Regions from separate parts of the Homo sapiens genome. Here regions 1 and 2 are each linked to region 3. A link is a contact called in ENCODE Hi-C or POLR2A ChIA-PET data. All regions are on one chromosome and are shown on one strand. Each heading gives the region's core, a stretch centred on a gene start or an enhancer-like site at or near the end of the contact. The rest is flanking DNA. Distances are from core to core; before and after follow the strand shown.

Region 1 (2,700 bases), core at 57-2,556, 360 kb before region 3:
TTAAATAACTTCACTGCATCCAACAATTGCTTTTGCCTAAACTGAAATTAAATAAATAGACACACACACACTCTCCATAAAAACTCTGCTACACAATTTATTAATGAACAGTGAAAAGAAACAGAAGCCAAAAGTGGGTCAGGAGAAACTGTTTAATCTAATAGTCTGGAAATTATATTGGAAGAAACAGATGGTTTCACAGAAGTCAATGTTACCTAGAGGAGCAAGGAGCGATTTTCTAGGAAAGAAAAATGTTTCCCTACCCTACCGCATATACTATTTTCAGCAAAGGAGGAGTCTATATTCAGCACAGGAAAAGTCCCGATATTGGCACACTTACAAAACTGGGACTAAGTGGCAGCCATCCACACATACTCAAGCTCAGACTTGGCCTTCTGAATCTGAGCTGGAGGTCAAACCTAGCCCTATTTTAAAGCTGGGAACAACAGAAGCCAGCACTACGCTCCAGTGGGTTATTGACCAACACTCATGTTCTTGATACCTAAGGAAAGTGGTCACCAACAGGTCATGGGCAGCATGACCCTTAATGTGGCTCCGGACCCTCAGAGACTCTGTGGGTCCCAGGCAGCAGCAAGACACACAGGGCACATGGAGTCGGAAGACCTCAGTGCAAGCTGCGGCTCTGTAAGACAAGACCACCCTATTTGTCAGGCTCCCTATTTGTCAAGCAGAACAAAAAACATCTCTAGACTTGTAAGGATGAATTGAGCTAAAGTATATCAAGCTGCATTGCAAACAACACAGCATAAGACAATGCTCAACCACTCAGTCTATTCTCATCCCCACCATCTATGATTCACCAAAACATGCAGCCAAATTCTCCCTAGAGTAGGGCTCAATCAAAAAGAGAACATCAAAGCTGGGGTCCTTGAATGACCGATCACAGCCAACCAAATCTCAAAGCCATACCCGAGGGACCTTTGGTATTGTCCACAATCCTTAAGAGTAAAGAATTGAAGAAGGCAAGTCTGAGTTCTGATTCTAGCTCATCACACATTCGTTGCAGAACCACGGGCACATTAGGTAACCTCACTGAGCCTTGTTTCCTCATTTGTAAAATCAAGATCTCTATAAGGATTAATTGACACTGAGCACCATGCATGCCACATTAGCTGTTATTACTGTTGCTACTGTTAACAATGATTATATCAATACCAGCAGCATCCAAGTCCACTGCTCCATCACAATACATCAGCTGCAGGGATCCCCAGAGAGGCCAGGGAGGGCGCAGGGGCAGAACAGCCTTTCTGCCATGAAGATGAAGGACTGTACGAGGAGGAGCCTCCCACCGGGGTGAGCTTAAATTTGCGGAAATATAGAAAGTCCCGCCCCACCCAACTCTGACCCTGGGGCCTCTTGCAGCAGTATCAAGGGCTGCTTAGAGCCTCCCTTCTAGCCATCCACCTTCCCTCCTCCAGGGCTTCTGACATTTTGCTCCAAGGTTTGTTTGTTTTTACTTAGAAAAAATGCCATCAACGTCAGTGACTGTATGCTCAGTTCTGCTGAAGAGCTGCAAATGTTATAGATGGATTTGTTATGTTCTAAAACTGCAGGTATCATATTTACAGAGAGGTAATAAATACCTCATTAAGGAAAGGCAAAACAAACACTTCAGAGTACTTGAGGCTCTATCTAAAGGAACCCCATGGTGAAACCCACTTTAAACCAAGAATCCTCCTGTAATGCAAATAAGTACTCATCCCCTCCAATTCTCTTCCTTCCTTTCCCTAGTTTACGATGTTGGGCTCCCCTGTAAAGCACCCCCCTCCCTCCCAGAACCTGCAGGCACCAGCAGCCAGGTATCCATCTTAGCCAGCTCCCTGAGACATCACAGACTTAAGCTGAGTCTGTTGACACCTGTTCTGTAGTGTCAACTGTAGGTGGGGTGGGGACACAGAACCAAACCACAACACCAAGACTGACTTAATGGGTCTGGTGTGCAGCTGGGCATGGGAACTTTTTAAACAAACTTTGAGAATCATTGTGTCACCTTGTATCCTTATTTTTATTCCTCTGGCCTGTCCTCCCAAATATATTCCAAGTCACCTAAAGAAAGTAAGTTATGATTTGGTCATAATACATAGGTAGGTAAGTAAACATTTGTTGAATTTATTTTATACTCAAAAGATCACACTAGTATAATTTTTTTCTGCCATCTCCACTCAAATTAAAAAAAAAAAAATTGTACTCCACATGATCTTTTAAGGTTCTCCAAGTGTGGTCCCCAGACCAGCAGCATCAGCATTGCCTGGGAACTTATTACAAAAGCAGATTCTCAGGCCTTGCCCTAGACTTACTAAATCAGAAACTTTGAGGATGGGGCCCAGGACTCTGCATTTTGACAAGCCCTCCAGGCTATTCTGATTCACTCTCAAGGTTGGGAACCACTCCTTTAAGCTAATGATTAGTTTTAAAGGCTTTTCTGGAGATTGACATTATTTTAGATGAGGCCATGGAACTGGCCTATCATCTCCCTTCACGAAATCAGAAAGGCTAATAGTGCCAGGATTTATAACTAGCCATTAGGCACCCAAACACTTAGCTCCCCACAACTTTCATTTCTTAATTTTCAGAATATAATGTAAATCATGATCCATTTTTTTAGATTAGTCTTTTTCCCAGCCGTGAAGGGAGACTGAAAGGACAACTCTTATAAACAATGATTATCAGCTGCTTCTG
Region 2 (2,700 bases), core at 37-2,536, 310 kb after region 3:
GATCATGAGATTAATTTAGTGGGTCACATCCAGCACTTATGAAAGTAAAATAGAATCAAATAAAATAGGGGAGGAGGTATCAGAATGAGAAAGGTATTGCATGCGGTATGAGGATGTTTGTTTCACGAGCCTTCTGTTTCAGGGTGTGTATGGTGTGTGTATTCAGGGGTTAGGGTATGGGGGTAGAGGCAGCTGACTGGCTAGCAAAGCTGTACTCCTCTCCATAGTATCAGTGTGTCCCTAGGAAGGGGCTGCCCTTGTGTCTAGGTGGGCCGCTGGGTGACTTGCTTTCCCAGTGGAATGTGATTAAAAGTGACACTTTACTTCTTAGTCAAAGTGTCTCTGACATTGGTGGGAAAGTCCTAAAGGATGGAGCCTCAATGTGGCTGGGTCCCTGAATCACTGCATGGAGGAGAGTCACACACAAACCAGGAAGCCTCACTTTGATACTTATGTCTGTGAGAAATGGACTTCTCTTGTTTTAAGCAACTGACATTTTGGAACCTGTGTGTTATATAGCAGCAGACACAATCCTATTTAATATATCATGGAATATATTTTTAAGCCAGTCAAATTTCATCATAAAATGTATTTATTACTGTGGGGTCTGGTCAAAAAAGTTTGAAAAAAGTGCCTGCTCGGCTGGGCGTGGTGGCTCATGCCTATAATCCCAGCGCTTTGGGAGGCCAAGGTGGGTGGATCATGAGGTCAGGAGTTCAAGACCAGCCTGGCCAAGATGGTGAAACCCCATCTCTACTGAAAATACAGAAAAATTAGCCGGGTGTGGTGGTGGGCACCTGTAATCTCAGCTACTCGGGAAGCTGAGGTGGGAGAATTGCTTGAAACCCAGGAGGTGGAGGTTGCAGTGAGTTGAGATCGTGCCACTGCACTCCAGCCTGGGCAACAGAGCGAGAATCGTCTCAAAAAAAAAAAAAAAAAAAAAAAAGCCAGCTCTACCCCAGCCTCCTTATTTTTCAGATGGAGTGTCAGAGAGAGTGGGGCCTACCCACTGTCTCCTGGACGAGCTGGGACCAAACCCAGCCTACGCAGGAGGGGTCATAACATGAGGCCTGTATCTGCTTTGTTCCCATGGAATCCGGTAAAGTGGATCCCCAGTTCGACTCCAGCAGGCCCATCTCTCACCTGTCTGCCACGTCCACACTGCCACCAGGGACAGAGCTAACATCTGGCTCTGCTTCATGAGGCCTCCAGCCCCAGAGCAGCTCAGGGACAGGAAGGATGAACTCTGCCTGGCCTTGCTGAGCTAGTTCTCGGGGCTCCCACTGCAAGCTCTGTGGTTAACGCCTCTGCTGACAGCGGACAGGACAGACTTTCTCTGAAAGTCTGAGTTTCTCTGAATCTCTGAGGTGCAGGATTCTCAGAAACCCAGCGGCAGCCTTGCCACGCACCACCGCTGCGACACTGGGTGAGTCACACACATGCCCAGGAACATGCCTCCATATCTTGTGACAGGGTGAGTTTGGTCCCTGGTGCTGGTGCTGCACGGTAGATGGAAGCACAGCGGCTGCTGCGATCATGCAGAGCTTGTCACCTCCAGGAGTTAGAAGCCACCCAAATCCTGCCATTCAGGTGCTGGGGGAGGGAAAGTCCTGAGGGGCAGAGCTTCTGGGCTGTCTGCACACATGTGGCCACATCAGCCCAAGGCTTTGCCTTCCCCATCACCGGCCCCCATGGGGAGACTGGGAGGAGTTAATGCAGGTGACAGCCAGACCCAGGGCCTGGAGTTTGACAGGCTTAATACCCTTGCAACACCCCTGCGAGGTGGCCAAGCTAGGCATTTGCCCCAGCCCCACCCCCCAATATTAACGACGGGGAAATGGAGGCTCCTGGAGCTTGCTTGTCTTGCTCATAGTCCCCTCTTGATTGGCTGACAGCGGGATAGATGGACCCCTGGCACCTTGAGGGAGGAGTCAGGCAGGCAGGGCTCACGGCACTGGTGTCTGATGGACACTAACATCTCTGAATGAACTGGGGTTGGTTGACACTGGCTTCTATCTTTCCCCAACCTGTAAGCAGCCTGGGATTTGATCAGAGTTGATTATGACTCTTTCCCCAGGGGTGATGTTTGTGGGAGGGGCAACGTTTATGGGAATGAAAGCAAAGAATGACAAAGAGGTTTAGGAAAAACCTGGGACTGGCTGGTCCTCAAGATCTGGGGAGGAGGTGGTTTCTGCGCTCTCCCCCACCCCACCGTTCTGGGCTCCCAGAGTCATCTACTCATCTCCTCCTCCTCTACATATTCATATTCACCCCTCACACTCCAGTGGCCCAAGCTCAGTCCCTTCAAGGGAGGCTGGTCTAGTTGTGTCCCTCCCCAGGGGGAAAGGGAACTGGGGCTTCCTGAAGGGTCTCTGCCACATCCTTCCCATCTGAAATTATCTCATTCATTCACTGGGCATTGCCTTTCTCTCCCACTGGACTGCAAGCTCCCTGAGGACAGGCATCTTATCCATCTTGTTCACTGCATGTCTCCAGCCCCCAGCACAGTGTTTGGCACATGGTAGGCTCATAAATATGGGTAAATAAATAGCTAAGGCTCAGAGTCCCTCTTTTCAAGATAAGAAATGCAGAATCTGGACTTGGACATGAATATATTCAGCAGAATGCAGGGAGGTGTAGGACAAAGGCCTGGAGAACGTGTACAGTCCTAAGATGGGAGAGTTTACAAGAGATGGATCC
Region 3 (2,700 bases), core at 108-2,607:
AACACTGGGAAGTTATTTGTCAATATATAACAAAAAGCCTTTAAAATGTTTATATCTTTCAACCGAGTCATCTATTTTAAAGAAATAATAATTTTGTAAAGGAAACAAAAAGTTATACTCAAAGATATCCTTGCAGTGCTACAATTTTTAATGGGGAGAATTGGAAACAAGCTCAGAACAATAAAAGGGTGGGTGGTTAAATATGCTACTTAGAATGAAATATGCTGGCATTAAAATGAGATTTTAGTAATAATCTATGGTCATAGCTACCATTTATGAAGAGTTTACTATATGCCAGGCCCCAAGCTAAGCACTTTGAAAATATATTATTTTATTTAAATCTTATTACAACAGATTAGTAACCTCCCAACTTCCAACAATTTTATCACCTCATTTAAACTCATTTGACAAATTAGAAAATGGGGGAAAAAAGTGTTAACATGAGCAAATTCTCTTGATATTCCTTTAAGCAAAAAAAAAAAAAAAAAGGAAGTATACAAAGTTGTATGCACAGTAGTCCCCTCTTATCTGCTTATCTGCATGGGATGCCTTCCAAGACCCCCCACCAGATGCCTGAAACCTCAAATAGTACTGAATCCTATATATTCTCTGTTTTTTCAAACTGATAACCAAAACAACTACTATGTGGTATACATCGTGGGTATTCTGGACAAAAGGATATTTCACATTTCAGGAGGACCTAGTGGGACAGCGTGGGAGTTCATCAAGCACCTTAGAATATTGCACGATTTTAAACTTATGAATTGTTTATTTCTGGAATTTTTCATTTACTATTTTCAGACTGCAGTTGACTGCAAATAACTAAAACGTTGGAAAGTGAAAGTGCAGGTGAGAAGGGACTGCCGTAGTTTCAGCTCAACTATAGAAGTACAATAAACCCACTCATAATCTTGTAAGTAGGAATAAAACTCCAAACTGCATAAAGTGCAGGTTTGTATTATTACCAAGTTCCTGAAGTATCAGTGGGGGCTGGAAGGTGGAGGACAGCTCCATCGCTAGTCATTCACATGCATTATTCTGGATACATGAAGTTTAGTGAGAAATTTACCGAGATGTTGAGTGATTTTTCTCTGTATTGTAGCATTATGGGTAATTTATGCTTTTCTGGCTTTTCCACATTTTCTACAATTAGCATGTAGACGTATTGCATTAAAAATGCTTTGAAAAGTTTAGAAAACTTAAAGCAATTTGTTTTACTAATTTTTTAAAATAAGAGGGCAATGACATCTCTATTCTTTACAGTCCTTTTAGATCTGACAGCTCAGTAATTTAGACAGGAGAGAGAAAAGACAAAGCCCAGTGGTCAGAGGGAAATGGGAGGTGTGTCCCCTCCCAGCTACAGTGAGGGGGCCACGTGACGCCTGTGGCAGCATCTGTGGTCACATATGTTACAAGTGAAAAAAATATCACAATGAGGTTGGTAAAGCCTTGGGCATTACCCAACCTCATGTAGCTACCAAAATGTTTATTAAAAAACTATTTACAAAAGAAAGAAAGACACTATTAAGGGGTAAAACCAGTTTTCTGTATTATCTAAGAATAGAGATGCTCCCCCAAGTTAGCATGAGAGGCTAATTAGGGAACAGCGCTCTTTGACAAGAAACAAGAAGCAGGCTGGTCTCCTTCTGCTGTTTGCAGGATCTTTGAAAACTGAACTGAAGTTAACTTTGAGGCCGGCCCAGCATTTGTTAAATCTGAGCTTCTGAAGCTGCCGCAGCTGCAAGGTGTGCTCCCAGCTCCTGCAGCAACCCAAGTAACCGGGGGAAGTGCCGGAGGTGGTGAGCAGAAGTAGGGAGAGGGGCGATCCCCCTGCAGGATGGGATGCCAGGCCCAGGGTTGGGCCTTACAGGAAGTGCCCAGCTTTTGTTGAGGTGGCTGTGCCAAGCAGCAGAGGGCCCGCCCTTGTTTGTTGGGGTTTTCCTACTGGGTTCCGTGATGAGGTGGCTTAAAAGCAGAAGACTCAGAGAACCCTAAACGCTGGCTCAGGCCTGAAGGCTGAAGTTAGGTGCATTTAGAGAAATCGTTCATGTATGCAGGGGGCAGCTGGAGCAGCTGAGAGAGAGAAATGTCAAGTATTAGGTTCCAGATGGGCTCCTAGCAACATAATGCTAATTTTCCAGAGTGCTTTCACCTTTCTTCAGAGCCACTCATTCGTTCCTTCAACTGATGTTTACTCAGTATTGTTATAGGCACTGGAGAAGCCAAGATAAATAAGACACCTTTGCTGCCCATCCAGGTAGGAGACAGAGAACCAACAAACACATTTCAGTGTGGTGAGTGCTGTGGTGGGCCCAAGACCAGGGCACTGTGGGCACTCCCTGGAGAAGAACCTCACCGAAGCCAGGGGTTCAAGGAAGTGATAATATCTGAGCTATGTCTTACTTTGGTGCGTCTCCGATTGTAACGGATGCAAAAAGCACTTGGGGATCGTGTTAAAATGCAGGTTCTGATTCAGCAGGGTTGGGTGGAGCCTGAGATTTTGCGTTTTTAACAAGCTCCCAAGTAATGCCAATGCTGCTGGTCCAAGGTCCACATTTCAAGTAGCAAAGTCCTAAATGATGTCTAAGAAGGAGTCAGCCAGGTGGAGAAGTGGGAAAGGATATTCCTAAGAGAAGGCACATTCCACGCACTCCACTTAGGGAGCAGGAAGGGTTGCCCCTTGAGGGAAGTTGGGGTTTT

Evidence for each region. A loop is a pair of places that touch in the nucleus more often than their neighbours do. ChIA-PET counts read pairs that join two places held with the same protein, here RNA polymerase II (POLR2A). Pooled maps may share reads with other maps.
Region 1: a map of naive thymus-derived CD4-positive, alpha-beta T cell shows a loop between it and region 3 (2.2-fold over the local background). The contact joins two enhancer-like sites. A Hi-C loop is called at or near these places in 1 of 168 maps with a recorded cell type or tissue (naive thymus-derived CD4-positive, alpha-beta T cell) and 2 of 50 pooled maps. POLR2A ChIA-PET finds 5 or more read pairs at or near these places in 1 of 52 experiments (GM12878).
Region 2: a loop to region 3 is called in a map of natural killer cell, with 8 times the contacts of the local background. The contact joins two enhancer-like sites. A Hi-C loop is called at or near these places in 4 of 168 maps with a recorded cell type or tissue (CD4-positive, alpha-beta memory T cell, gastrocnemius medialis, naive thymus-derived CD4-positive, alpha-beta T cell and 1 more), 11 of 37 single-sample maps with no recorded cell type and 15 of 50 pooled maps. POLR2A ChIA-PET finds 5 or more read pairs at or near these places in 11 of 52 experiments (CD4-positive, alpha-beta T cell, CD4-positive, alpha-beta memory T cell, CD8-positive, alpha-beta T cell and 7 more).

Annotation. Positions count from the first base shown.
Region 1 is chr3:16,481,570-16,484,269 of GRCh38, forward strand. All of the region lies in intron 2 of RFTN1 (raftlin, lipid raft linker 1), which reads right to left. It overlaps LOC124906219 (a long non-coding RNA gene), which reads left to right. Exons shown (of 3, transcript XR_007095839.1): 3 at 1-2,700. Among named protein-coding and RNA genes, the nearest start is that of RFTN1, 31 kb to the right of the region's middle. RefSeq lists an enhancer at 1,111-1,963. Within about 2 kb of position 1,307, at least 17 of the 41 ENCODE cell types and tissues checked have a DNase peak (open chromatin) inside an H3K27ac peak, as active enhancers do.
Region 2 is chr3:17,150,470-17,153,169 of GRCh38, forward strand. No RefSeq gene overlaps it. Among named protein-coding and RNA genes, the nearest start is that of PLCL2-AS1, 97 kb to the left of the region's middle. RefSeq lists enhancers at 956-1,035, 1,036-1,537, 1,076-1,135, 1,336-1,505. Within about 2 kb of position 1,287, at least 4 of the 41 ENCODE cell types and tissues checked have a DNase peak (open chromatin) inside an H3K27ac peak, as active enhancers do; they include CD8-positive, alpha-beta T cell, GM12878 and natural killer cell, where a contact is called at or near this core.
Region 3 is chr3:16,840,659-16,843,358 of GRCh38, forward strand. No RefSeq gene overlaps it. Among named protein-coding and RNA genes, the nearest start is that of PLCL2, 43 kb to the right of the region's middle. RefSeq lists an enhancer at 1,658-1,907. Within about 2 kb of position 1,358, at least 22 of the 41 ENCODE cell types and tissues checked have a DNase peak (open chromatin) inside an H3K27ac peak, as active enhancers do; they include CD8-positive, alpha-beta T cell, GM12878 and natural killer cell, where a contact is called at or near this core.